7 separate regions of the Homo sapiens genome follow, and all the other regions are linked to region 1. Evidence: chromatin contacts called from ENCODE Hi-C or POLR2A ChIA-PET data. All regions are on one chromosome and are shown on one strand. The core of a region is the stretch at or near the end of the contact, and the rest is flanking DNA. Distances in the headings are between cores, read along the strand shown.

Region 1 (3,926 bases), core at 427-2,926:
CATGGTCCCTGTATACTATGTGAAACAATAGCAGTTCTTAAACTTTGAGACAGCTTATCTGATGAAAGAACACAAAAGGAAATCGTTTTAAGCTGTTTAACCTCCCAACAAAATTATCTTAGGTGAAACACCACAAGTACAGTACAAAAACATGTCACCAATTCGAGATTTGTGTCTCTAAAGAAATACATACCTACACAGGTAAGAAGTTTCTGGCTGTGACCGAAGGTAGAACAGTCAAAAGTTTAGAGCTTTTATTAGCTAAAATAAGATCCCAGCTAGCCAAGGATCCAGCGAAAAGTTTTGTTGATTACAAATAAAATCGGATCCATTAAATAGGTAAGGACGACTGCTTCATTTCCTCACTTACCAGAAATGACATAAGACTCCCTCAGATCGTTCTGATTTAGTACAAACACAGTCTCTCATAGAAACTCCTATCATTAATGGTAAAGGTATAAAAAACAATTACTCGTCAAGCAAACTCTCAATTTACCTGACCTTCCTGCCTTGCTCAAGTCTACCACTCTGAAAACCACAGTTACAGCCCTAAGTGAAAGCCATTTGAAGAGTCGTTCACATGCACGTTTTGATGTGAGAATACCAATTAAACAAACTGCCAATCACCTTTAGGCCAAATGCAAAAGGGACTGTTTCTGGCCCTGACCTGAAGACTGGGAAACGTCAAGACCCTTTACTGTCAGAAGCTGCCTTAGTTAGAGACTATCGGGATGGGGGTCTCACTTAGGGGCTGGAAGGTGAGGAGAAAGTTACAAGAAAGGCCTAGGAATTGAACGCGTGTAGGTTGGGTGCACTTACAAGTAAGTATAAACTGCTCTTCAATTCAAGTTTATTAATGCTGCCCCACCCCAGGGTTTTAATCCGGTCTGGGCAGAAGCGGGCGATAAAAGCCAAAGGAGACCATAAAGTGTAGGATATTTCCTGGTTAGTGGCTGCCGGGTAATCACGATGCATCCATCTTCCTCGGCGTCGCAGCCCTCAGTAGCCAGAAGGCAGTCTCCTTCCCTGGGGGGCAAAAGCCCCGAGCCCAGCCTGCCCGTTGCCCCGCTCCCGCGGTGGATGAACCTCAACCCTTCCCAGGCTCCTTCCTGGCCCCAGGGTCCCAGGAACCCCGAGACCCTGGGGTGCGGCGCCACTGAGGCCCAGACCGGGGGAAGGAGACCCTGTCACTCGGGAGCGGAGCCCTGTCCCGGGAGCGCACGGAAATGCCTCCTCCACGCTCCCAAGGTTCCTGCTCCGCCAGGCCCAACCGGAAGGAGTCCTCGGGCCGCAGTGGGGCACCACCGGGCCGCCGGGCACTCCAGGCTGCGTGGGGCCTGCCTCAGTGGGCAACTGGGGAGCTAGCCCGGGGCGGCCGCGCCGGCCGGGGCGCCTCACCGTGTGTTCGTGCTCGTCCGCCCGGGTCCGGGGCAGCAGCAGCAGCAGCAGCCACAGCGCGGCGGCCGCCGCCACGCCAAGAGCGCCAGGCAGCGGCCTCATCCTCCGCGCCCCTCCGGCCCGGAGCCGGCTCACCGACTCCTCCTCCCGCCGCCGCCTCCTCCGCCGCCGCCGCCTCCGCCGCGGCCGATTCGCATCCACGGGGCGCGGACAGACGCACGGGGCCCGGCCCAGCCGCTGCCTCCTCTGCCGCCGCCGTCGCCGTCACCGCCCGCTCCTGAGCCTCCCCCGCCCCCCGCGCCTCCTCAGCCTCTTCCTCTGACTCAGCCACGTCATCCGGCCACCCCGGCACGCGCCGGAAGTGCCTCGCGACGCGGGGCCGCCACCGCCGCCGGGCCGAGGGAGGGCCCGGCAACCGCCGCCTGCGCGCCGGCTGCCCCTCGGCTCCTGGGAGCCGCGGCGCTACGGGCCTGCCGAGCACTCGGGCGGGCGCCGAGCAGGCTGGGCCCCGGCGCAGTGGCCTAGCCTGGACCGCAAGGCCGAAGCCGCCTCCGGGCCGCGTCCCGGTGTTTCGGGTTGTGTAACCTTGGCCAAAATGCTTAAGCTTTTTTCCTGGCTGCCAAATGGGGCCGATCGTCTGACCTGCTGCCTCCGGAACTTGAGGGATCAGATCAAATAACCCTTTCCTGGCGCTCGTCTGCCGCTGTGAATGAATCACGGGCTCCTGTAATCACCGTTAGGAGAGATTGTTAAACTCGTACAGGGTTGGATGTTTTAAAGTTACTGAATATTTACTGGACCCCTACTGTTCAATCAAGACATGCTAAGTTAGCTTGCCATTCTTGTTCATTTATGTGTTTACTTAACTATTTCTGGGTCTCCTCTTCCCAGTCATAAATATCTCTTGGAGTGTAAGCTCCTCGGAGCAGAGATCCTGTTTCCGTATTTCCTGTACCTAGAACAGTGCCAGATCCGTAGTAGACACTGAAACAAAAAATCTTTAAAAAAAAAAAAATATACGAATGTGGCACCACCATTTACACAGGCCACTAAGCCAAAAATCTCGAACTTGTCAGATTGTCTCTTCTCAGCCATCAGCAGTCAACAAGTTCTAGCATTTGGTCTCTTAAAAGTGGTTCAAGAGTTTATTTTTCCTCTCCTTCCTCTGCCAGTACCAACCAGTCTTCCGTATCACTATGTATTGCAAGAGTCTCACAAGAAGATATCCATCACTGACTGATCTTCCTCCCGTTTAACATCCCCAACAGGTGCCAGGGTGATGTTTTTTTTATTCTAAAAAGAAACCAGATTATATCGCTCACTCCCTTGCTTAAAACAGTTCTTCAATGTTAGGTAAATAAATCATGGAGTCACCACGAGGGCGTTCATCTGCCAGGCACTATTCTGAACGATATTGGCTCATTAAATTCTCACAGAAACCCTATGCAGCAGGTACGGTGAAAATGTTCCTGTTACAGATGAGGTAACTGAAGCACAGAGAGCTTGAGTGGCTTGCTGAAACACCAGACCCACTCAGTCTGGCTCCATAATAGGTCTTTTTGCTGGTAATGATTTACCAACTATACAGCCACTTTAAAAAAAGGAAATAGGTAAGTACTGGCATGGAATGATAACCAAGAGGTTCTGTTAAATTTTCAAGTTGAAGAAAATAAGAGTTTAACTTCATTTTATATGGCAATATGTTAGTCTGCCCATAGAAAACAATCTGAAAGATTATAACAAACTACTATCAGTGGTTAACTTTCTACTTTGTACATGCCTATAAATGTTTGGTTATTTTTTACAGTGAGCATGTGCTAACTATGTAATCAGAAAAAAAGTTCCCTGCTAAAGGATAAAGTCCAAATTTTTGCCTATTTTATCCCTAATTTATTTCCCTAACTTTACCTTCCACCAATTTCTATGCTCTGCATTCACCCGTATATATTTTTACACCTCTGTGCCTTTGCTCTTTATACTCCCTTTATCTGGCATGCTCTGCTTCACCTTGTGCCTTAGATATTATCCTTTCAGACCTAGCTGATGATCACCTCCTCAGTGAAACCTTGCATGATCCCTTGAGAAATGGAGCATTCCTTCTTTGGGATTTCAATAGCATTTGGCGTGTTGTGTTGTAATTATCTATTCACATTTCCTCTTCTACACTGCATTCGGACCTTTTTGATTGCAGGGACTATGATTTGTTTGTCTTTATATCTGTCCCAGCTGCTGAGATAGTGCTTGTCACATCATAGGTATTCAACTCTTTGCTGAATGAATGAAGACATTAACAAGTGAAAAGTCAAATAGCATAGCAAGATTTGAAGAATGCTTTCTAGATAGTGTAAGAAACATCACAAAGCAGTACATGATTAATTGCTGAATGAATCATACACCAGTAATTGCTGTAGAAATCAGAGGAGGCATCTTATACATCTTTGTATATCCTCCCGAGCACCTAGCAGGGTGACTTGCTCATAGTGAAAGCTCAGTCAATTCTGTGAATGAATAATCACTGCTCTTGAATG
Region 2 (3,926 bases), core at 1,017-3,516, 930 kb before region 1:
TACAGAGACACTGCTATTTTCACAAGGTAAGAAAAATACTTCACTTTCTTTGTTTGTGGGCCTCCTTTTAACTTTTGTTCCATGGATTGGTGGATATATCCCAGCCCTCTTAAATGTGCCTCAGAAGACTAGCATTTAGCCCCATAGTGAAGAAAAATTAGGAATGGTGTCATTGCTTTACAATTTATACTGCACAAAGGCACTGAAATGGGACAGAGAAGAGACTGGCAGGATGCAGCTGTTCTAAAACATATGGCATCTAGTAGGCAACAGAAAGTATTAATTGATCTTTGTTATTTCAATTTTTTCATAACACTGAAGTATGATTTTAGCACGTGATCTAAGTTTGCTGCTTATATAAATTCCTTCAATAATGGCTGCTAAACAATTATTTACATGTGAATTCTCCAAAATAACTACAGAAGAGCCAAAGGGTAAAACAATCAAATTCCAGTTCCACCTCCCTAAGAAACCTTCCCCAGCAAGGCTAGTCTTCACAGCTGGATATAATTCTATAGGTTAGCTTTTAAATAGCTCATGACTACTGCTTTTCCCATCTGGATTACAAACTTTCCATTGACAATATGGCAAAAACGATGAGGAACAAGGCCTTTGAAGTTGGTCAGATTTGGGTTCGAGCTCTGCACTTGCTGTGTGTCTTGTGGAGAGTTACCCAATTTTTCTTTATTATTATTATTATTATTATTATTATACTTTAAGTTTTAGGGTACATGTGCACAATGTGCAGGTTAGTTACATATGTAAGAGTTACCCAATTTTTCTAAGCCTCTGTTTCCTCACTTATAAATCAGGGATACTAACACTATGGACCTCATGAAATTATAGTGAGAATTAAAAGAGAGAATGCGTGGAAAGTGCTTGGGTACAACAAATGGTCAGTAAATGTCAGTTTTCCTCCTTTTGTCTTTTAGGCACTAATGATGCCTTACAATTATTTTTTCCTTAATTTCCTTCAAGACCCATCACGGGAACAAAGAATTCAACGAATATTCACTATTAGATACAATCACACACATATATTGACTGACTGTTTACCTCTCTATTAACCAAGAGTCATTGAAAGCTCTGAACACCTACGGTCACTGAAATAAGAGATTGAAGACTGACGTAGAAACCAAGCCTCCTGACCTCTCCCCTGTACCACCATCTCTGACTGACCAGGCAGAGTGTATTACGCCCTCGAGAAGCACACAGTTGATCCCAAGGAGCAAAGAGAGTGTGTGTGTGTGTGTGTGTGTGTGTGTATCTAGACTCGTGTCTAGATTTGTGTGACTGTGTCTCGACTCTGTGTGTGTGTTTAGACTCCATATCATCAGTTGAAGAAAGTTTTCACGTTTTGACTCAAGACATTTCTCAATATCTCTTTACAGACTAAACAGAATGCCCTTATCTAACTGATTTGAACAGAGAAGTGAACCTCAGTCCCAGCACAGTTCACCCACAAACACATGCTCGGTATATGGCTCACCACTTAAATACAAAGATCCGATGGGCCTCACCACCTCAGAGGGCAGGGGATAATGATGGGGGAAGGACGAGGTGGGGTATGTGGGTGCGTCCTGCTGTAACAGGAAGACCCCAGCATACACAGAATGCCATACTGCAAAGGGAGTCTGGCTTTGAGGAGGGGATGATGAACGCCTGGAGGGCCGCGGGGAACTAGGGACCCAGGCCCCTGAGAGTCAGCGTGCGGCCAGCTAAAACCCGCGGCATCCCGGCGCTGCCACCACCGCCACCCACGCCACCCACCAGTGCAGGCTCCATACTCTTGGAAAGAAGGGGCCCGCGGATGCCTGAAGTCTCCACTTGGCCCAGTTCCTTACATGGTGTACCCAGGGGAGGCCGGGGAGGTCAGGGCCCGTAGCCATCCGTAGATCCCGGGGCGGCCGCGCACCGGCATATGGGAGCGCGCCACGGTCTTGCAGCGCGCCCTGGGCGGCCCGATGCAGCCGCCATCCCTCGGCCGAGGCCCACACCTACCCATGGGCCAGATCCCCGGGCCCCGGCACCTGCTCCGGCAGCGTCCCCGCTCCAGCGGCCCGGCGCTCACGCCCCTCGCGCTTGAGCCTGGGCGCGCAACAGCTTCCGCAGAGACGCGGGCGCCTAGCCATCCCCGCCGCTCGCCGCGTACCTTCCTCACCACCGCCGCCTTCGCCCCCTGGCACTACCGCGGGTCCGCACTCCACGCCGGGCTGATTCCGGCGCTCGCTCACTCTCTTTTTTCTTCCGTCCACGTCCCGCACGATGACGTTACGTCAGTGGCGTAAGAGTAAACCTGGGCAGCCGGCCCTACGCTGTTGACGTGGGGCGAGGGCCTGTCCTGGAGCTGCGGCGCGGCAATGGCGTAGGCCCCTTTCGAGAATCAAGCCAGCGCTCCACGTGGCGGGCCAGCCCACCAGGCCCCGGCAGCCTGGAAGAGGCGGGACTCGAGTTCAGGGGGAACGCCCACGTCCCGGGAGGGGACAGGGGCCGGAGACAGGGGCGAAGACACCTTCGAAACGCCGCCCCACTGGGCCTTCCAGGGAGGTAGAAGAGGTGCCTGGCACCCTCAGCTGCTGGTAGATTTCATAAGGTGTGTTTGTCAATGTTAACCATTTATATCCCGGGCACACCTCGGAAATAGGTTGGATCAACTTACATATGTTTGTTACTTCAGGCACATCCTGGGAATAGATTGGATCAGTTTACACACATTTGCAAACTTTGGCTCCTTAAATGGAAGCATTTTGGCACTGCAATCAAATTACTTGCCCCCTAGTCATCTGGAGGTTTCCCCAATGGTCCCATCTCAACTCCCTTTCATCAAAGGCAGTTGTAAGAATATTGCATTTTAAAATAGGATATTCAATCTATGACAACTAGAACTATTCCAAAGGTGAATGCAGACTCACCTTTAAAGAGAGACCACAAAAACCTGGCACTGTGGTGTGTGCCTGTAGTCCCAGCTACTCGTAGGTGGAGGCAGGAGAACCACCTGAGCCCAGGAGTTCAAATCCAGCCTGGACAACACAGCAAGACCCCACCTCTTAAAAAGAAAAAGAAAAAAAGTGAAAACACAGATTTTTCTCCCTCTTTCCTTGCTGTATTTTGCTCAAAGGACACATTCCTGCATAGGCACATAGTGCTGGGTGGTGGGAGGGCAGCACTTGATAGGAGGTTGGGCACAGAAAGGCATCATGCCCTTCTGTCGTCCCTGATAACACTACTAAGCCTATTTATTCATTTTCTTGTTTATTAAACACTGGCTACTGCTATGGTCTGAATATGTCCCCCAAAATTCATATGTTGGAAACTTAATTCCCAATGCAAGAATATTGGGAGGTGGGGCCTAATGGGAGGCATTTGGGTCAAGAGTGCTCCACCTTTATGAATAGAGTGACCCTCATGAATAGATTAATGCTGCTATCAAAAGGTTTGTGGAGGTGGGTGTTCTCTTCTGCTCTTCTGCCCTTCCACCACGTGAGGATACAGCAAGAAAGCCCTCACCAGATGCTGGCACCTTGATCTTGGACTTCCTAGCCTCTAGAACTGTGAGAAATAAATTTCTATTATTTAAAAATTATCCAGTCTGTGTTATTGTGTTTTAGCAGCACAAAATGGACTGAGACAGCCAAGCATTCCCTGGGTGTGGAAGAAGACATAGCTGAGTTCACAGCCTTATGGAAGAGAGAGATATATGAGCAAATAATTACAATACCATGTGATGAATACTAAAGAATGGGATGGCCAGACATTCAGGGATGGCTGAAATGGTTTGACTTTGTGTCCCCACCCAAATCTCACCTTGAATTGTAATTCCCATAATCCCCACCTATGGAGGGTGGGACCTGATGGGAGGTGATTGGATCATGGGACTGTTTCCCCCATGCTGTTCTTGTGATAGTGAGTTCTTATGAGATCTGGTG
Region 3 (3,926 bases), core at 995-3,494, 890 kb before region 1:
TTATTTTGCTTCATAGACATTTTAAAAAGATAGATTAGCTTCATATCTTTAGAAATGTTATAGCCATCACCAGCAAATTTCTAAGTCCACTAACCATCCCCAATAATAATAACCTCTAATCTTTATTGTACTCTACAGTTGTAGAGCGCTTTCATATACAAAGCCAATGATATTATTTCTCACTTTACAGTTGAAGAAACGAGCCTGGAAATGCTAAGGGATTTGCCCAAGTCTGTATAGCTGGTAAGGAAATGGCAGGACTGAGATCCTAATCTAATGCTCCTCCTACACTGTTGCCTCATGAAATGAAAATAAGGTTGGCATAGACTCATTTGTCAAAGATGTTCATTCAAACATTATTTGGTGCTTACTATGTGTTAGGCACTGGGGATTCAGTTAGTACCCTCATGGAGATTGTAGTAAGTGGGGAATATAGTCTATCTGTGATTATCTGAGTTAAGAGGAATGATTAAAATGATTGAAATTAAAGTTCTTTATGAGTTTTCTGATCCATAGCCAACAGAACATAAAAAGTTGCAAATGTGGCCAGGCGCGGTGGCTCACACCTGTAATCCCAGCACTTTGGGGGTCGAGGTGGGTGGCCCATGAGGTCAAGAGATCAAGACCATCCTGGCCAACATTGCAAAACCCCGTCTCTACTAAAAATACAAAAATTAGCTGGTCATGGTGGCACACACCCATAGTCCCAGCTACTCGGGAAGCTAAGGCAGGAGAATCACTTTAATCCGGGAGGTGGAGGTTGCAGTGAGCTGAGATCGTGCCACTGCACTGCACTCCTGGCGATAGGTGGAGGCTCCGTCTCAAAAAAAAACAAAAATGCAAATGTATTCCGTAATAAGAGAGAAGAGGCAGAAAGAGGCGTAGAGATTCAAAGGACAAAAAAAAAAAAAGTTTAAAAAAAAGAAATGGAAAAAAGGCCAGAATAAAAGCCAATTCTCAATAAATGTTAGACCAAGCTTGTCCAACCTGCAACCCACCGGCCGCATGCAGCCCAGGACGGCTTATGAATGCAGCCCAACAACACAAATTTGTAAACTTTCTTAAAACATTTGACATTTTTTTTGCTTTTTTTTTGTTGTTGTTTTTAACTCATCAGCTATCGTTAGTGTATTTTACGTGTGGCCCAAGACAATTCTTCTTCCAATGTGGGCCAGGGAAGACAAAATATAACACTCCTGTGTTAGAAAATGAGAACAACCAACATGTTTCTACTCACAGTTGTTCACATGGACACAAAACTGCCTGATTCCATTAGAATCCATGAAAACTCTTGAAGGAAACGGGGAATTACTCCTGAAGATAACAGAGTTGTCTACACAAACCCAGCTTGAAGACCTGTGAGGAAAGAGGAGGGAGAAGATATATTTAGAAGGGGCGGGGCAGGTCCAAAAAAGAGTGTCCCAGCAATATCGGCCAGATGATGCCAAAGAGGACTCCTTGGGCACCTATAGGACGACACGAAGGTCTTATTCTACTGGCCAGCCCTGCTCTAGAGAATCAGAAAAGGCAATTCCTAGGAAAAACCAAGGGAATGTCCTAGGAGTGGAAGTACGGGTGGGAGGCACAAAGACTAACTCTTCTTACATCCAAATGTTACCCGTTGTAGGCCCCAAACCCCTTTAGGATTCAGTCTGAGCAACGAAGCTCACCTTACGCTGCCTGGAAGGCAGAAGGAGAAAACTGTCCTCGGATGGAGAAGATAGCAGTCCCTGTCGCAGCAGCAATTTATATCGCAGGCTCCAGGAGTCAAGTCACAGACACAGATCGGTAAGACTATGAAAGTACGACACAGAGTGAGTGGGATGAAGATCCCCAAACTCTCCCAGGTGCTCACCCTCCTTCTTCCGACAGCCCCACTCCTGCTTTGTGGCAGCTCAACTTTGCTCACAGAATTTTAGATCTCAGAAGTAAGTTTCCACCCCCACAACGTTTTCCCTCACCTGGGAAGAGGTCCACAGTCCTATTCCCAGGGGCCGAGGGAGTCACGAGAGTAGGGACCACTGTAGGGAGTCCAGGCACGGCCGGGCGAGTTGCAGTCGCCTCTGAAGGGGACTGGAGGGTTCCGCCATCCGTCCCTCGCTGCAGCTCCAAAGACGTGGGCACTGCCCCTGATGGGGAGGAAGAGGGCTGAGGCCGGACGCCATCGGGGAACACCAGAAAGAACACTTGCAGGAGCGCGAGCTGTGGGGTGCGCATGGGGCATTCAGGGCCTCCGGGTCCGACGTAGGCCTCCGCGGTCTCCAATCGCATTGCCAGAGCGTGGGTGGGAGGAGTCGCATAGCGTCTGACGCCATCCGCGTGCCTCTTCTCATTGGCTCATGAGAAGGCTGAGAGCTCTTCAACCAATCGAAAGTGGGGTTGTTACAGCTCTTTCAGTGTCCTTCGGTCTGCGCCCTCCTCCTTAACGCGGGCCGGGCCGTGCCTCCGTTGCCTGGCAACCGTCAGTGACGAAGAAGCCCTTGCGCCTTCCTTCCGCTAGGTGGCGGTAGGAGTTCGGCGGACCGAGAGGTTCCGCGCCCACTTCGCGGCCCAGAGGACTGAGCCCGGCCTCCGGTGCAAGGAAACCCCAGAGGCCGGAACTAGAATTGCAAATTTTTTTTCACCCCGGATTCCAACGGTGAGAAACCCTTTCTATGGAAGAATAATGTTCTCAGGTGGGGGAAACACACCTAAGGTCACATACCTTAAAAAACAGTCTCCTCTAAATATGGCTTTTTTAAAAAAAAAAAAAACACATTAGAAATAATGTTCATTCAGCTCCTTACATTTTAACATTGAGAAATTTTGAAAACCCTAAAGAAATGCATCAAATCATTAAAGATGGACTGCATGTTTGTTGTTAGAAAAAGCAGTGAGAGAAAAATAAGAAAAAAGGGCAGGAAAAATGTGAGAAAATAGGGAGAGAAAGAATAAAAAAAAGAAACATTGTCTAGGAGGTGAGAAAATAAGATGGAGGAATGGAAATAGAAGATTTTTTTCCCCGTGTTAATGGCAAATTTTTTAAGCCTCTCTAGGAGGTTTTTGTTCTTCCCGGGAATGGCGTGCCTCTTCCGATTCCCCACAGCAGCGCGGGCCATGGGACTTTCCTTCGGTATTGGAAATGTACCGTAGCTGCACTGTCCAGCATGGTAGTCACCGGCCTTATGTGGCAATTGTGCGCTTGAAATGTGGCTAGCGTGACTGAGGAGCTGATTTTTTTTTTTTTTTTTTTTTTTGAGACGGTGTTTCGCTCTGTCGCTCAGGCTGGAGTGCAGTGGTGTGATCTCAGCTCACTGCAACCTCTGCCTCTAGGATTCAGGTGATTCTTCTGTTTCAGCCTCCTGAGTAGCTGGGATGACAGGCACGCGCCACCACGCCCGGCTAATTTTATTTTTATTTTTAGTAGAGATGGGGTTTCACCATGTTGTCCAGGCTGGTCTCGAATTCCTGACCTCAAGTGACCCTCCCGCCTTGGCCTCCTAAAGTGCTGGGATTACAGCTGTGAGTCGCTGTGCCTGGCCTGAATTTTTAATTTTTAAATTGTAATTAATTCAAAGTTAACCACAGACGTGAGTAGCTACCATATTGTACAGTGGGACTGTAGATGATCAAAATATTGCTCCTCCTAGACCCAGTATTTTCCTATGTCCACGGTTCTGACATCTGGATTATTTTGGATATTTAGTTTTAGTATATAAATTAACATCTGTTAAGAGTTATCTAAAATCTAGTACACTTACCTAAAATCTGGTCAACACCTCCCTTTACAAGTGAATCATTTAACTCAGGTAAGTTTTAGGACATTTGACTTTACTTGAATTCTCTTACAAGATCTTTATTTTCTAATGTTTTGAAGTCAGTAGCTAAAAGTCTCTCTGTGTTATAAATATTTTCAAATATGTTTTTATGTTGTTGTGTGATAGACA
Region 4 (3,926 bases), core at 913-3,412, 830 kb before region 1:
AAAGAATGTAAGAACGTAGTAAAATAGGCCAGGCATGGTGGCTCACGCCTGTAATCCCAGCACTTTGGGAGGCTGAGGCGGGCGGATCACCTGAGGTCAGGAGTTCGAGACCAGCCTGACCAACATGGTGAAACCCCATCTCTACTAAAAATACACAAATTAGCTGGGCAAGGTGGCGGGCGCCTGTAATCCCAGCTACTTGGAGGCAGAGGCAGGAGAATCACTTGAACCCGGGAGGCAGAGGGTGCAGTAAGCTGAGATGGCTCCATTGCACTCCAGCCTGGGAGACAAGAGTAAAACTCTTGTCTCAAAAAAAAAAAAAAAAAAAGAACCTAATATCCTAATGTAATAAAGTAGAGAACCGTTGCCACAGCACCCACCAAAGTGTGTCTCTCATTGACAAGCTCAGGTACTTGTTTGTCTGTTTCTCCTGCCTACCCCTCAGCCACTCTGGATCTTCCCTTTGATCATTCTTTTCTCTTTCTAGCTTTGATGTTTTGGTTTCCATTCTGTAATTCGCACACTATTTTGTGGACATGCTCTTTTCAAATTTCTCTCCAAAACAATAGTACAAAGGCAGTCATAAACCAATTGTTGGTTTTTACAAAAAATCCCATCATATCACCAAAAACCAGTTTTATCATAACAGGATGAATATCAGACCAATATTCATTATTAGAGATGTAGTCTAAACTGACTCGGGAGAAGACATCCATTGAGTCTTTCATTCAGTGTAATTAGTTGTTATCATACATGCAAAATCCTATAACTATAAAGCATTTCAGAAATAAAGTATTGTTAAACAGCTCCAAATTTATTAAAGTATAAAAAATGTATTGAGTATATACCATGTGGCACCGTGCAAAGTAACAGAGATGCCTAAACTAAAAGGTTATCCTTTGTCCTTATTAAAGTATGACTGAAAGCTCGCTGGAGAATATAGTTTCTACATAGAGTCAAAACAGTCCTTCGGGCTCACAAATTTAATGATTTATATGGTATAACTGGCTTTAGATACAAATTTACATGCCAGACAAGCAATGTAGAAAAATCAAGAACTAGGAAACAGGAAAACAGATCTACATTTCTGCTTTGCTGCAATTCATTCATTTTTTTCAACCATTCATCAAATATTTATTGAGAGCCCATGCTGTGAGAGAAACTGTATTAGGTGCTGGGGAACATGGTAGCAAATAAGAGAGACCATGTATGTGAGCATGAGCAGGTGGCTTAACCTCTCCACATCTCTAACCTCTTTTAGACTCAATGTCTGAGGTATCTTTCAGACCTGAAATGCTAAGGTTTGCAACAGCCTTGTGGAGGGAGAAGCTGCCAAGTCGCCTTGGGACTTGAGGACTTACCTTCCTTTCAAAGGATTAGCCCTTGTTTTGATTTCAAAATAATTTTGTTACACAGTTTAAAAATAATTTGGTCAGGCTCTCATCTACATTGGGGTAATCTTGACGGTCTGGATGTGGTAATTCATGCTCATTAGACTTCAAAGGTAGGAAGTCAAAGTTGGGAAATGGTGGATGACTTTCATCAATTCATAGCCAGGCAGCGGTTCCCATTGAGCAGCTCCTCTGTGGTTCCACCCAGCCTTCCAACCAATAACGCAGCGTCTCCTGCAGGAAACTCATCGCTTGGGTCACCTGTTGCTCTTTGCTCTAATGAGCCTTGAGAAAGGATTGCTGGTCATGGGACCAGAGGCTTTATGGGGAGGGAAGAACTGTTCTTGACTTTCAGTTTTTCGAGCGGGTTTCAAGGTAACAACTTTCTTATTATCTAGCTTCATAATTGCAGTAAGGAATAGCTTTTTTTGCTTGCAGCTGAGATGACTTTTTCAAGGGAGAAAAAGGGATTTCTATAACGAAGAGAGGGAGAGAGAGATGAAGAGGGAGGGAGTAAGGGAGAGAGGGAAGAAGGGAGAAAGAGAGAGAGATTTGAATATACATTGCTTCAAGGATGCAAAAAATTACAACCTGGAAAAGGCTTCGAGTAACTTTAGGAAAATGAGCTGCTGGACTCCTCAGTCAATCTGTCCTTTCTAGTCAATGAAAAAGACAGGGTTTGAGGTTCCTTCCGAAACGGGGCCGGCTAATTTAGCCCCTCCCACGAGCCCAAGGGTCTGTTATATCTCTGTTTCCTTGAGGACCTCTCTCACGGAGACGGACCACAGCAAGCAGAGGCTGGGGGGGGGAAAGACGAGGAAAGAGGAGGAAAACAAAAGCTGCTACTTATGGAAGATACAAAGGGTAAGACCAAAATTGATTTGATCTGAATCCTTAAGAAAAAAAAAATAGAAGGAAAAATAAAAGCCCAGACCAAAAAGCAAGTACTTGAAAGCTGGAGGCAAAAAGCCCTGAATGAACTTTCCCACCCTCTTCCTTCTGAGAGGAGGCAGAGAAAGAGCTTTGGGAAACTTTTTAGGAAGCAGAGTCCAGGGTTGCAGTCAAGGGTGGCTCTAGAGCAAGCTGGAGGGGCTCATGAATATTCATTATCAATTTGTATTCAGAGTTGGTTTTTTTAGAGGCAAATGACTTTTTCAGTCCCCTTGCAGTTTAAGAGGCAGCTGCCTCATCTGCAGTCCGGACTCATCTAGCCTCGGGTCTGTACCTCAGGGTGTTTGCTTGAAGATGCTGGGCTCTGCGTGTAGATTTGTTTTGTTCTCGAATTTCTTGCATGCTTTCCTGTTGTGAAATTAGCAAAGGCTTCTTTGCTGGGAACAAGACAGAGAAGTTAATGTGGCACAAGGCTGTCACAACAGGACCCCAGAGTATGTCTTTCAAAATGCTGAAAGTTTCTTGAGATATGTGGGGGAGTTTTATGTGGGGGACAGAGTGGGGGACGGGGACGGGTAGAGGGAGGAAATAGAATAATTCTATCTTAAAAGGGCAGGTCACATCTGACTACATTTAGATTTTGTCTAAAAACTACAAGAGCAGCCTGGTTTGCACAGATGGTGTGCAGTCTCTATCTTTTACCTCTTTTGGGCATTTTCTGCCAAGACGGAGAGCCAGCTGCTTGCCAGCGTGTGAGAGCCAGGAAGAATCTCTGCAGCAGTGAGGGAGTATAGGGTTGTAAACCTCCTTCTCCTCCTTCTTTATCATCTCTAACTTCTAACATTCCCACATGCTTATACCGTATAGAACATGGAAGAATAGCATGAGTAGCCAACATATTTCTTAATACTTACAATAATGATAGCTGTTAATGTTGACTAAGTCTTTATTCTGTGTTGGGAGCTATACCTAGCATATTACATGTGCTACTTACTTGTCACATGAACCTTACAAGTGCTATCATTGACATTCCCATTTTCCAGATGGCATAATTGAGGTACTGAGAGGATAACTTGCCTTGAGATCTCATAGTTAGTAAGGGCTGAGTGTGGATGGAGGTGGTCTGAGGCAGGGCTGGTGGGCTTTTCCACTCCCCAATACTGTTTCTCTGCTTTTTCTGGTGCCCTGACATTGTGGATTTCAGGTTTGCAAATCCTTGAAGCTACTGGGGAAGTGATACTGGTAAAATCTTAAGTCTGTGAAGGAATTTGTACTTTGCACTCAAGTTCACATACATTTTCCTCATTTGGTGCTCATGGCCATTCTCTATGAGAAGCAGGTATTGTTATTATGGTCTTTTGCAAAAAGGAGAAACTGAGGTCAGAAGGGGTTAGTTTGGTGACACCAGTCACAGCTAGTTGTCAAAAGTCTGGACTGGGGGGCTGGATGTGGTGGCTCGCACCTGTAATCCCAGCACTTTGGGAGGCCGAGGTGGGCGGATCACCTGAGGTCAGGAGTTCGAGACCGGCCTGGCCAACATGATGAAACCCTGTCTCTACTAAAAATACAAAAATTAGCTGGGTGTGGTGGTGTGCGCCTGTAGTCCCAGCCACTTGGAAGGCTGAGGTAGGAGAATCACCTGAA
Region 5 (3,926 bases), core at 677-3,176, 810 kb after region 1:
CCATTAACAGGAGCTCTGTGAATGATTCAAGTTGGGGGATCTACCATCACATTATATTATTCTTATATCATTTTGATATCATTTAGAATTTTGACATTTTTTATTTCAATAACAAAAAATATATATAACTTTATAGTATAGATAAAATAATAAAAGTAAGGCCAGGCACGGTGGCTCATGCCTGTAATCCCAGCATTTTAGGAGGCCAAGGTGGGCGGATTACCTGAGTTCAGGAGTTTGAGACCAGCCTGGCTAACATGGTGAAACCCCGTCTCTACTAAAAATACACACACACAAAAAATTAGCTACTTGAATAATGCACTATTTAAATATACTAAAAAAAAAAAAAAAAAAATTAGCCGGGCGTGGTGGCACATGCCTGTAATGGCAGCTACTTGGGAGGCTGAGGCAGGAGGATTGCTTGGGCCTGGGAGATGGAGGTTGCAGTGAGTGAAGATTGCGCTACTGCACTCCAGCCTGGCCAACAGAACGAGACTCTGTCTCAAAATAAATACATGAATTAAGTTAAATTAAAGTAAATAAATTTAGTTCTTGCTAGATAAAACGTTTCCTAATCACTGTTACTCAGCATTTATTTACTCAACATATGTTTATTGAAAATACTCTGTGTAAAAGTGCTGTGTTAGGTATAGCTGAGGAGAGAAATGTTTGGAAAATATTTCTACCCTCAAGTACTTAAGCAGAGGAGATGTTCTTATAAAAAGCAGAAAGTAGAACCTGCCCTAGGAGGAGACATAAAGGGGAGGAGCGATGACGCATCATCCAGAAATACCAGCTGTTGTCATCGGAGACCTGTCGGCCAGAGCTGAAGAAAAGGCATGAGTTGGCCTCTCCTCACTATCCTATGGCCCTCCCGACCCTCGCCCCTACCTCCTTGTGGGCAGCCGAGTTGGACTCCCAGAAGCGCTGTACTTTGCTGAAGGTGACGTTTGTGCAGTCGGAAAGGCCACTCAGGAAGGTACCCGAGGACTTCTCGGTGAGAACCAGCTCCGCCTCTTCTTCCATGGGCGTCTCCGGGGCTTCGCTTTTGCCCAAGCGCAAGGACCCTGACTGCAGCTCATTATGTAACTTCACAGCATCGACTGTCAGGTCACTCCTTCCTGAGAGCCAGAGGCACAAGATAAGGTCCAAGCCTCCTTTTGGTCAAGAGAACAGAACAACCCCTGGGAAACAAACCAGCCCAGGCCAAATCTCCAACCCGAGAGGCTGAATTCTGAACACAGCCAGTCTCATAAAACCACTGTATGCCTAAAAACTTGAAAAACCAAGGAGAAAGGGAATCCTCCATGTAAAAGTTTCTGCTTCCCTGTAGCAGCGGCATAAACGCCACTGGGAATCGGCTGGGAGCTACATTCAGAGGGCCTGCAAAATAAATGAAGGTGAACGCGCTCTGTAAAGAGCTACCCAAGGTCCAAGCCATCTGTCTCAACTCTGACACCCGCGGTACCTTACACAAGACATTTCCCTACTGCGGACCTCAGTTTCTGTATCTGCTAAATTGGAAGGACTGCCCTTCAGAGAGGGCTCCAGATCCGACATCCTAAGAGACGAAAGGTCCAATGCCTGGCCCCGCACTCTCCCAGAGGCCCCAGACTCATCTGGACCCAGGTCTGCCTGGAACCCCGCCCCCGGCTGCGCTCGGGTCTCAACCCAGCTACCTGACGGCCGGCTGAAGAAGCGGCTGCGGGCGGCCTGACGGTGGCGGCAGATGGCGGGGTTGCTGTCGCTGCTGTGGCCTTTCTTCCAGCGCTTCAACTTAGCTGAGACACCAGAAGGCAACTTTCCCGAGCGACCCATGTTGACTAAGCCGTGGCGAGGAATGAGCTTAAATGACCGGCTTCCAGGGACGTAGAAACACGCTCAGAACCCACGTGGATACCCTGTAGCCTTCACTTCCTCTTCTTCTGGCGTCACTTCCGGATTCGTGTGCATTACTATGGTAAAACAGTCAACATCCGGTTTTACACCTCCTCCTGGCTTCGGATGGGGAGGAGCTCCAAGGAGATCCGTTGCTAGGGAGGAAGTTAGGTTGCTAAGGGTTCTATGGGGTTCTTACTCCAGCCAGGACCAGGTTTCAGGGCCACAGGCGTAAGCCTTATAAAACTGGAGTTTGGCTGAGCGTGGTGGCTCATGCCTGTAATCCCAATACTTTGGGAGGCTGAGGCGGGTGGATCATTTGAGGTCAGGAGTTTGAGACCAGCCTGATCACCAGGGTGAAACCCCGTCTCTACTAAAATAAAAAAATTAGCTGGGCTTGGTGGCGCGCGCCTGTAATCCCAACTACTCGGGAGGATGAGGCACAAGAATCACTTGAACTCGGGAGGCGGAGTTTGCAGTAAGCCGAGATCACGCCTCGGCACTCCAGCCTGGACAACAGAGTAAGACTGTCTCAAAAAAACAAAACAAAGCAAACAAAAAACTGGAGTTCTTTTGCAGTTAAACAACAACAAAAAGTACATTTATATTACATTTGAAAATCTATTTTCAAAATTAAGCATAGAAACACATTTATATGAAAGTCATATACCTTCATATAAAAGTATATATGTAATCCCAGCACTCTGGGAGGCCGAGGCGGGCAGATCACCTGAGGTCACGATGTTCGAGACCAGCCTGACCAACATGGAGAAACCCTGTCTCTACTAAAAATACAAAATAAGCCGGGCGTGGTCGCGCATGCCTGTAATCCCAACTACTGGGGAGGCTGAGGCAGAAGAATCGCTTGAACCTGGGAGGCAGAGGTTGCGGTGAGCTGAGATCACGCCATTGCACTCCAGCCTGGGCAACAAGAGTGAAACTCCATCTCAAAAAAAGAAAAAAAGAAAAAAAAGAAAAGTCAAAACTTATGGAGACTTGAAAGTGTGAAAATTAGCTTGACTTGAAAAGAGAAAAAAGCAGTCAGTGGTGTTCTAGACAAGCTTTGCTATTTTCATTTATTACTGGAGATACTCAGTTGCTAAGCCACCTTGCCTTATGACAGCATTCCATCCCTAATTAATCCCTGGTTCTCCAATTTCTCTCTCTCTCTCTCTTTTTTTTTTTTTTTTTTGAGACAGAGTCTTGCTCTGGTGCCCAGGCTGGAGTGCAGTGGCACGATCTCGGCTCACTGCAACCTCCACATTTCAGGTTCAAGCAGTTCTCCTGCCTCAGCCTCCCAAGTAGCTGAAATTACAAGCATGCACCACCGCGCCCGGCTAATTTTTTTTTTTGTATTTTCAGTACACGCAGAGTTTCACCATGTTGGCCAGGTTGGTCTCGAACTCCTTTCCTCAGGTGATCTGCCCACCTCCCAAAGTGCTGGGATTACAGGCATGAGCCACCGCACCTGGCATCCGGCCAATTCCCAGTTCTCCTAATTCCACCTCAGAACCAGCAACCGATCCAGTTTATCCCCACTCCCCTGAGACCCTCCTTAAAATCCTTCAACCAGATCCCAAACCTTACAAAAGACACATTTCTCTTCCCTCTTGCCCAGCAGCTTTATTCTAAACCTTTAGCAGCATTCTTTGGAAGAAGATATATAGAACTAACAAAGTACATCTATAATATATAAAGAATTCCTACCAATCAATAAGAACAAGGCAGACAATCCAATAAAAAGAATGGGCAAAAGGGACAGGTGGGTGCAGTGGCTGATGCTTGGCCTGGAATTCCAACACCGTAGGAGGCCGGGGGGCAGGGAGTAGAGGGGAGGAAGGATTGCTCCAGCCCAGGAGTTCAAGACCAGCTTGAGCAACATCATGAGACCCAGTCTCTACAAAACATACAAAAATTAGCTGAGCATGGTGGTGTGAACCTGTAGTCCAGCTACTCAGGAGGCTGAGGTGGGAGCCCAGAGAAAGTCAAGGCTGCAGTGAGCCGTGATTGCACCACTGCACCCCAGCTTGGGTGACAGTGTGAGACCC
Region 6 (3,926 bases), core at 1,004-3,503, 750 kb after region 1:
CACCAAAATGCCAAACCGTGCTCCAAAACAAAAGCCAAATTTATTCAGCAGACATTTTAATTATGAAATCCTATAAATCAGGACCACCACAATTTCAGACACTCCGTTGCGAAGTGTACATCAATAGCTACATCTGGAGGATGAACAAGCCATTGAATCTTTTAAAAATTGGTTTAGCTACCTTAAAGTTTGGGGGTGGCACCTTACAAAAGCGCCGTCAAGTTTCATACAGCCAGCGGCTTCTTCTCTGGGAGAGTCACATTTTAAAACCGGTTTCAGACACAAAAGAAGGGCTGGCACGGGAGGAGGAAATAAATTGTGAGGGTGAGGAGCCGCCGAGGCCGAGGCCCATGACTCCATGGAGGGCCAGAAGAGAGCAGAAAAACGTCCAGGGTCTCTCATGCATTCCTATAGACACCAGAAAGGGTGGAATAAGAAAGCTCAGCTGGGAGGACAAGAAAGAGACTCAAGAGATCGTTTATGACTGTTTCTGAGAAAGCTCCTGGCATGGCCATGAGTGGCCTTCCGGGAGTCCTGTAAAAAGGAAAGCACAGAAAACAGGAAAGAACTCTCCCTACACGTCCCTCTCTGCCTGTTTGTGTCCTCGGGAGACTCCAAGCGGTGGTAAAGCACCAACAGGGCTCTTCTTGGAGCAAGAGAAAGAAAAGACTCCGGGGTGAGTAAGCTCTCCCAGGAACCCCACAGCAAACCGTGACCTTGAACACAGATGGCAAGGTCAAGTCATTTACAAGTCCACATTCAAATCCAAATCTCCCACCTGCAAAATTCTTCACCTCTCTCCAGTCCCTTAATTGGAGTTCACATCTCCCACCTTCACCAGCCACCGAATCGGTGGGAAAAAGGGGCAATGCCAAGCCACCCACCACCAAACTTTTACATTCTTCTCCCCTCTGGAATTTCTTTGCACAGCAATTGTAGCACCACTTACTAAGCTCCTCCACCAGAAAATAAGAAAATGTATGCGTGTCGTTAGTTTTCAAGTATTGTTATAAAGCCATCGCGATTCCTACCCCTGAGCCCTCCTTAAACAATCCAAGCTCACGACGCCCCCAAGGGCTAAGTGAGGTACAAGTCGATGCAAGTAGCTGCCATAGTTCTCCCAGTTTATCCCAGGTCCTTGGGCTTGGATGGCCCGGGAAATTCTCATGCCCCACGGAAGCACCCTGGCGCATACATTTCTCCACGCTTAAGTTTTCTCCGACGGCCTCGCCGCGGCTGGTAACTTCTCTGGTTGAGATCTCTCCCCACGCGCCTCCCCGCAGCCAAAGTGGTCGCTCCCAGGCTGGCGACGTCGGCTTCAGCTCAGAGTTAGTAGGAACTGGACGCTGTTGGGTCTACGCAGCGGCCTCCACTTCCTCCTCCAGGAGGCCTGCGTCAGAGCAAGGAGCCTGAGGGCTGCAGGGCAATGCGGTCAGGTCCGCTGCGGCCTCCCCCGGGCCCAGGGGCGCTTGCGGGGCCCGTGGCTGCAACCGCGGCGACGGCTCGTTGGAGTCTCCGCACGGCTTCCTTGATGAGGTTTCCCGAGAGCACGAGCTGCTGGAGGAGCCGATGCGGGTCGTCGTCGCCGGCGCGTGCCCCGGCTTGGGTCCATCGGCGCTGCTGCAAGCGGCGGGAGGTGACCGCGTCCCTGAGCCATCCTCGCCGGCACGGCCCCGGCAGCGCGCTGGGGCCTGCGGCGACCTCCGCCACGCAGTAGGGCGCAGCGCGTCCGCGCACGCGGCCGCGGTCCCCTAGGGCGCAGCGCAGGGCCCCAGAGGGCGCCGGGCCCACCGTCTCAGCCGAAGCGGGCGGCAGCAGCAGCGGCACCGCCGGGGGCCGGGCCTTGTCCGCCGGCACCGCCGCAGCCAGGGGCCCCGGGGCCCGCAGCGGCACCCCCGGGGGCGCGCACGGCGAGGCCGGGCTGTCCTGCGCCGCGTCCAGCTGCAGCGTCTCGCCGATCTGGGCCACCAGCCGGTCCACCTCGCCCGAGCTGCCCAGCGTCACCGACTGCTGCAGCAGGAGGAAGCTGTCGTCCTCCTCTTCCTCCCCCTCCGCCTCCTCGCCGGCTTCCTCTTCCTCCTCCCTCCGGCACGGCATGGCCCCCCGTCCTGGCACCCGGAGCTGTGCGGGCTTCGCTGGGGGCTTGGTTGCCCGCGGGCGCGGAGCTGCGGGCGAAGCCGGAGCAGGGGCGGACGCGGAAGCCGGAGCCCGCCAGGCACTCGAGCCACGCGCCTGCAGCCGCTGGAGCCGGAATCCTGCCGGCTCGGGTTGATTTGTAAACAATGGGTGACGTCGCGCCGGGCCCTACCACCGCACCGGGGCGGGGGTGACGCGCGAGCAGGCACGGGGGCAAAGGGCGGCGCGGGCGGTGACCGAAGCCGTCCCGCGCCTGTGTTCGTTGTCCCTCCAGGAGGGGGTCCGGGGCGTGGGGACTGATTTCCGACCTCCCGGGCCCAACGAGCCGTGCTGAAACGTGGCGCCTCGGAGGAGGCTGAGGTTGGTTTCTCCCACGCACGGACACACCCACACCCACTCCGGGCCCGCCTCCTGGGCCGCGGCCTCCCTCCCCACGTGTCGGCCGCGCCTAAGCCCGCCCGACTCCCGCCCCGCGCACCCGCAGTTCCCGGCCCTGGTCGTGGGGGAGGGGCGGGCCGCCGCGGGTCCGGCTTCGACGAGGCGGGGCGGGGAAAGGCGGAGGGAATTGGGAGTGAAGAGGCGGCACGTTACTTATTTACTTATTTATTATTTAGAAAAGGTCTCTGTCGCCCAGGCTGAAGTATAGTGGCGCGAACACGGCTGACTGCAGCCTCGAACTCTGGCTTAAGTAATCATCCCACTTTAAGCCTCCGGAGCAGCTGGGACCACAGGCGCGGCCACCACGCCTGGCTAATTAAAAAAATTTTTTTTGTAGAGACGGTGGTGGGGGGGGGGGGTCTCACTATATTGCCCAGGCTGGTCTCGAACTCTTGGGCTCAAGGAGTCCTCGCTCCTCGGCCTCCGAAAGTGTTGGGGTTACTGGCGTCAGCCGCCGCGCCCGGCCTAAGAGGGGACGCTTTGAAGCAGAGCAGAATCGCTCTGAGGTGAGGTCCCAGAGGCTTTCCCTCCCGCAGTCTTCAAGCCCCCGGACATATCATGAGAATAGGACTCACCGCCGCTCGGCTAAAGAAGGGTCTTTTTTTTTTTTTAAGGTTCAAATAGAAATATAGGGGATTGGCCAGGAGCGGTGGGTGGCTCATGCCTGTGATCCCAACACTTTGGGAGGCCGAGGCGGGCGGATCACCTGAGGTCAGGAGTTCCAGACCAGTCTGGCCAACATGGTGAAACCCCATCTCTGCTAAAAATACAAAAATTAGCCGGGCGTGGTGGCGGGCGCCTGTAATCCCAGCTACTCGGGAGACTGAGGCAGGAGAATGGTTTGAACCCTGGAGGCGGAGGTTGCAGTGAGCCGAGATCACGCCACTGCACTCCAGCCTGGGCAACAAAGCGAGACTCCGTCTCAAAAAAAAAAAGAAAAATATAAGGGATGGAAAAAATCTCTCATGGTTCACATTTAAATTTTTTTCCTTTTTAGCCTTTGTTCTATGAAAGTGTAGTATACAAACACATGCATACAGTGTTACACACTTTTCCACTTTGCCTTACATCATAAACGTTTTTCGTGTTATTGCATGCACTTTGAAAACATTTTAATGATTACATAAGTTTCCATCAAGTGCCTATGTTTTTAACATTTGCCTAATTTCACCATCGTTAAGTGTGTAACTAACATTTTTGTGCGCGACACTTTAAGATATTGATGATTCTTTCCTTAGGGCATATTCCCAGGAGTGGAATTTTAAGTCACAGTAGTTGGGTATTTTAAGGTTTACTGATAAATGTTCAGGAAGTGTCTTTCCAAGAGTTAGGTAAATGTACTCTACCATCAT
Region 7 (3,926 bases), core at 862-3,361, 710 kb after region 1:
TGAGAACCCCAGGTCAGAGAACACTAGGCTTGCCACCATCCTGGAAGCGGCCCGCCATCATCTTAGAAGCGGCTGGCCACCATCTTGGGAGCTCTGTGAGCAAGGACCCCCGGTAACATTTTGGTGACCACGAAGGGGCATCCAAAGCGTTTGTCTCTTCCAGAATTGAAACTGTAAAACTACAAATCATTCTTCAAATGGAGCCCCAGATGCAGTCTATGACTAAGATCCACCGCGGACCCCTGGAACAGCCTGCTAGCCCATGCTCCGATGTTAATGACATCGAAGGCAACCCTCCCGAGGAAATCTCAACTGCACAACCCCTACTACGCCCCAATTCAGCAGGAAGCAGTTAGGGCGGTCATCGGCCAATCTCCCCAACAGCACTTGGGTTTTCCTGTTGAGAAGGGGGACTGAGAGACAGGACTAGCTGGATTTCCTAGGCCAACTAAGAATCCCTGAGCCTAGCTGGGAATGTGACCGCATCCACCTTTAAACACGGGGCTTGCAACTTAGCTCACACCCAACCAATCAGAGAGCTCACTAAAATGCTAATTAGGCAAAAACAGGAGGTAAAGAAATAGCCAATCATCTCTTGCCTGAGAGCACAGCGGGAGGGACAAGGATCAGGATATAAACCCAGGCATTAGAGCCAGCAACGGCCACCCACTTTGGGTCCCCTCCCTTTGTGTGGGAGCTGTGTTTTCACTCTATTTCACTCTATGAAATCTTGCAACTGCAAAACAAAAACAAAACAAAACAAAAAAGAGTGGAAAACTCTTCCATATCATATTTTATTTTATTTATTTATTTGAGACATAGTCTTGCTCTGTCACCCAGGGTGGAATGCAATGGCGCATCTGGGCTCACTGCAACCTCCGCCTCAACCTCCTGAGTAGCTGGGACTACAGGCGCCCGCCACCACACCCGGCTAATTATTGTATTTTTAGTAGAGACGGGCTTTCATCATGTTCGCCAGGCTGGTCTCGAACTCCTGATCTCAGGTGATCCGCTCCCCTCGGCTTCCCAAAGTGCTGGGATTACAGGCGTAAGCCACCATGCCCGGCCCCGTATGATATTTTAAATAACACACTCAACCACGCTCATCTGGGCTCAGGAAGAAGCCGAGTCACAAAGTTATTAGTTTCCCAAGATTCTTGGAATCTCTTATTCGGTACAAATGGAACCAAAAGACGCCAAACCGAAGTATTTTACTGAGTTACACTGAGGCAACGTAAATAAACTCAATCTATTGAATTACACCAAAAACAAAATTGTAATCAATTAAGACAACTTAGGTCTCAAGGCTAAGGCAACACCACCTCGAAATTCTCTCCTGAAAACGCTAAATCTCGGTGTGGCTGTTTAGGAAAGAACATCCTGTGGAAATAAAGTCATGATGTCCTGGACTACAGATCCCTCTCCCATCTGCTCCTTAGCTGTTCTACTAGGAAGAAGAAAATCTATTGCGTAGAGTTGTCATTATCGGCTAAACTCAGTGCTAGCTTTAAATGGATTGTCTTATTCAATCTTGACACTTGGAAATAGGCATCCTCACGTCCCTTTGCAGATGAAGAAACTGAAGTCGAGAGAGGTTTAAAAACTGGCCCAAGGACTCAACACTGTTTCTAATTGACACTCAAATCCTTGCTCGGACCTGAACGCACAAAGTGCCTCGGAGAAGATGTGAAGCGCTGTGTGCAACAGTGAGGAATTCGCTAACCAGCCCTGGACTTCCGTTTCCTCGCCATCAAGAGGTGTCTCGGCGCCAAAGCGATCAGCGCTGCCACCCCCAGCTGGACGTCTGCAGCCAGCGCAGCGGGAGGAGCCCCCTCGGGCACCGGCAGGACCGAGCGGGGGGTTTGGCTGGAGTCCAGCGCCCAGGCCCGACCCCCGCGCCTCAGCCCCCGCAGGCGCGACGATGAGAAACGCCGTGGGAGAAAGAAACAAAGCCCGAACCGTGCGCCTCCGTGACCCAAGGCAAAGGCGGCAGGACTACCAGCCCAAGGCCGCGTTTCCCAGGAAACTGGACCAAACTCAGCTCACCTCCGGCCGGATTCGCGGGCTGGCACCTCCCCTTCACTCTGTGCCTCAGTCGCCATCTTCGTCAGCAAACTTCTTTCACCGCCCCACCTTACGTCCCGCCCCCACATATTTGGATTGGCTAATATGTTTTCACCTCTTCCGTGCGATTGGATGACTCGACCGCCCCTCCTCAACCTGAACCGTTTAATATATTATTGGTCTATTCAAATGACTAACCGTCATTGGTCGTTCCCAGCCCTGGCGGAAAAAGAGGGAGGGGCGGGGAAGAAGACCCAGCCCCGAGGCCTGCCGGGAGTTGTAGTTTCTCATTTTGATGAACCCTTCCGATTCCACAGACCTTTAGGTTCAAGTCAGAAATCACCAGCCTATGCTCAAATTTTGTCCTGATATGTAAATCAGGGAATTATAGAACTGTCAACTTTGAAAGTGACTCATCACTTTCTAAAATGCAAGACTCCGTACCCTATATCTCAGCATCACACAATATACCCAGATAACAAACCAACTCATGTACCCCCTAAATTTAAAATAAAAGTTGAAAATAAATAATTTTTTTTTACAATTTTTTTAATTTTTTTTTTCTGTTGAGACAGGGTTTCACCATGTTGCCCAGGCTGGTCTCGAACCCCTGAGCTCAAGCAATCCTCCTATGTCAGCCTCCCAAAGTGCTGGGATTACAGGCATGAGGCACTGCACCCAGCCATAAATTAATTCATTTAATTTAATGTAATTTAATGCAAGACTCGTTCTCTGTCTTGACCCAGAGATAAATCCCTCAAGTGCAGGCAGGGAGTGGCAACCTAGAAGTACTTGCTTTTAAACGTATAGTTCAAAGCCTTCTTTCTTCAGATACTCAGCATAGCCCTAGCCATAGGTCATTTCTTTCTTCCTTTATTTCTTTCTTTTTTTTTTTTTTTTGAGATAAGGTCTCCCTCTGTCTCCCATGCTGGAGCACAGTACAATATTGCAGCATACCAACACACAGGGCAAATTTTTGTACTTTTTGTAGAGATGGGGTTTCACCCTGTTGGCCAGGCTGGAGTCGGTCATTTCTGCTTCAATACATTCACTCCCTTCCAACTTCCCAGAGAACCCACAGAGTTTGCCTTGTGATATGAACCATGGAACCAAAAGCTGCATGACTTTGTCCCAAACTAAACTTTAATCCTCAATGGTAGGAATAACCATAATTATCCTTGTCCTCCCTGCGGCACACACTTCTCCTAGGGATTAACTGAGGCAACATATGTGAGAACATTGTAAATTTTGAGCATTGTTGTTTTTTGTTTTTCCATATTGTTTTCCTATGCTGGACTTTTCTCGGGAATTTCTGTATTGATCCTTCTGATATCCTGCCACCTGGGGCTCTCCCTGCACTCTGCCTCCTTTTTACTAAACTGTACTGCACATGCTTCACTTTCTGAACTGTCTTAGGGCTTTTGCACATGTTGCTTTTTCTGGCTCGTCCATTTTTCCACTTTTTTGGCTTTCAGGTCGAAGCTTAAATGTCACTGGCTCAAAGATCTTCCATGACCCCCATTGTATAAATCAATTCCCTCAGTAAACTTTCACAAAGAACTCTGTACTATTCTTTCACAGTTCATATCACAACTCACAATTACATAGTCATTTGTGTGACTATTTATTTCATGTGAGGGTTCCCAGCTAGGCTTCCTGCCACAAGTGGGCAGAGACTATATTTATTTTGCTCCCCACAGTTTCTGGCACATAATGGCTGTCCAATAAATATTTTTGAAAAATATAAGCAAGTCCTCAAACTATTATATCCAAATAAAAAATCAAATCATATACTCTAATAGATTTTTTTCAATTGATGAATTAATACTAAAAGTTTGATAAGGGCTAGGCACAGTGGCCTA

The links. Hi-C counts contacts between places; a loop is a spot of excess contacts on that map. ChIA-PET counts read pairs that join two places held with the same protein, here RNA polymerase II (POLR2A). Pooled maps may share reads with other maps.
Region 2: a loop to region 1 is called in a map of B cell, with 5 times the contacts of the local background. The contact joins the promoter of ALDH18A1 here to the promoter of TM9SF3 in region 1. A Hi-C loop is called at or near these places in 2 of 168 maps with a recorded cell type or tissue (B cell and CD8-positive, alpha-beta T cell) and 10 of 50 pooled maps.
Region 3: a map of CD8-positive, alpha-beta T cell shows a loop between it and region 1 (8-fold over the local background). The contact joins the promoter of TCTN3 here to the promoter of TM9SF3 in region 1. A Hi-C loop is called at or near these places in 3 of 168 maps with a recorded cell type or tissue (CD8-positive, alpha-beta T cell and naive thymus-derived CD4-positive, alpha-beta T cell) and 14 of 50 pooled maps. POLR2A ChIA-PET finds 5 or more read pairs at or near these places in 1 of 52 experiments (T-cell).
Region 4: a pooled map shows a loop between it and region 1 (14-fold over the local background). The contact joins the promoter of ENTPD1 here to the promoter of TM9SF3 in region 1. A Hi-C loop is called at or near these places in 6 of 37 single-sample maps with no recorded cell type and 5 of 50 pooled maps.
Region 5: a loop to region 1 is called in a map of dorsolateral prefrontal cortex, with 5 times the contacts of the local background. The contact joins the promoter of RRP12 here to the promoter of TM9SF3 in region 1. A Hi-C loop is called at or near these places in 2 of 168 maps with a recorded cell type or tissue (dorsolateral prefrontal cortex and naive thymus-derived CD4-positive, alpha-beta T cell), 2 of 37 single-sample maps with no recorded cell type and 11 of 50 pooled maps.
Region 6: a map of dorsolateral prefrontal cortex shows a loop between it and region 1 (3-fold over the local background). The contact joins the promoter of FRAT2 here to the promoter of TM9SF3 in region 1. A Hi-C loop is called at or near these places in 2 of 168 maps with a recorded cell type or tissue (dorsolateral prefrontal cortex and naive thymus-derived CD4-positive, alpha-beta T cell), 2 of 37 single-sample maps with no recorded cell type and 20 of 50 pooled maps. POLR2A ChIA-PET finds 5 or more read pairs at or near these places in 1 of 52 experiments (activated CD4-positive, alpha-beta T cell).
Region 7: a loop to region 1 is called in a map of B cell, with 21 times the contacts of the local background. The contact joins the promoter of ARHGAP19 here to the promoter of TM9SF3 in region 1. A Hi-C loop is called at or near these places in 1 of 168 maps with a recorded cell type or tissue (B cell), 1 of 37 single-sample maps with no recorded cell type and 15 of 50 pooled maps. POLR2A ChIA-PET finds 5 or more read pairs at or near these places in 2 of 52 experiments (GM12878 and WTC11).

What each region holds. Positions count from the first base shown.
Region 1 is chr10:96,585,336-96,589,261 of GRCh38, forward strand. TM9SF3 (transmembrane 9 superfamily member 3) reads right to left here and starts at 1,677. Exons shown (of 15, transcript NM_020123.4): 1 at 1,399-1,677. The coding sequence starts at 1,500. It overlaps LOC105378443 (a long non-coding RNA gene), which reads left to right and starts at 1,729. Exons shown (of 3, transcript XR_946220.4): 1 at 1,729-3,008. RefSeq lists silencers at 1,337-1,906, 3,841-3,910 and an enhancer at 2,785-2,844.
Region 2 is chr10:95,654,445-95,658,370 of GRCh38, forward strand. ALDH18A1 (aldehyde dehydrogenase 18 family member A1) reads right to left here and starts at 2,267. Exons shown (of 18, transcript NM_002860.4): 1 at 2,153-2,267. RefSeq lists a silencer at 2,004-2,113.
Region 3 is chr10:95,691,683-95,695,608 of GRCh38, forward strand. It overlaps TCTN3 (tectonic family member 3), which reads right to left and starts at 2,245. Exons shown (of 14, transcript NM_015631.6): 1 at 1,962-2,245; 2 at 1,671-1,794; 3 at 1,238-1,356. The coding sequence starts at 2,217. It also overlaps a transcript of ENTPD1 not described here. RefSeq lists enhancers at 1,950-2,229, 2,704-3,205.
Region 4 is chr10:95,754,001-95,757,926 of GRCh38, forward strand. ENTPD1 (ectonucleoside triphosphate diphosphohydrolase 1) reads left to right here and starts at 2,163. Exons shown (of 10, transcript NM_001776.6): 1 at 2,163-2,255. The coding sequence starts at 2,240. ENTPD1-AS1 (ENTPD1 antisense RNA 1) reads right to left here. Exons shown (of 6, transcript NR_038444.1): 6 at 1-2,714. RefSeq lists an enhancer at 1,724-2,023 and a silencer at 3,354-3,413.
Region 5 is chr10:97,399,414-97,403,339 of GRCh38, forward strand. RRP12 (ribosomal RNA processing 12 homolog) reads right to left here and starts at 1,927. Exons shown (of 34, transcript NM_015179.4): 1 at 1,680-1,927; 2 at 892-1,121. The coding sequence starts at 1,818. RefSeq lists an enhancer at 1,411-1,460.
Region 6 is chr10:97,332,476-97,336,401 of GRCh38, forward strand. FRAT2 (FRAT regulator of Wnt signaling pathway 2) reads right to left here and starts at 2,254. Exons shown (of 1, transcript NM_012083.3): 1 at 22-2,254. The coding sequence starts at 2,097. The coding sequence ends at 1,396. LOC105378448 (a long non-coding RNA gene) reads left to right here and starts at 2,371. Exons shown (of 2, transcript NR_188201.1): 1 at 2,371-2,496. RefSeq lists an enhancer at 965-1,872 and silencers at 1,423-1,472, 1,483-1,612, 1,953-2,102, 2,193-2,342, 2,473-2,822.
Region 7 is chr10:97,290,526-97,294,451 of GRCh38, forward strand. ARHGAP19 (Rho GTPase activating protein 19) reads right to left here and starts at 2,112. Exons shown (of 12, transcript NM_032900.6): 1 at 2,047-2,112. The coding sequence starts at 2,102. It overlaps ARHGAP19-SLIT1 (ARHGAP19-SLIT1 readthrough (NMD candidate)), which reads right to left and starts at 2,148. Exons shown (of 15, transcript NR_037909.1): 1 at 2,047-2,148. RefSeq lists enhancers at 1-165, 924-1,682, 1,683-2,439 and a silencer at 1,784-1,833.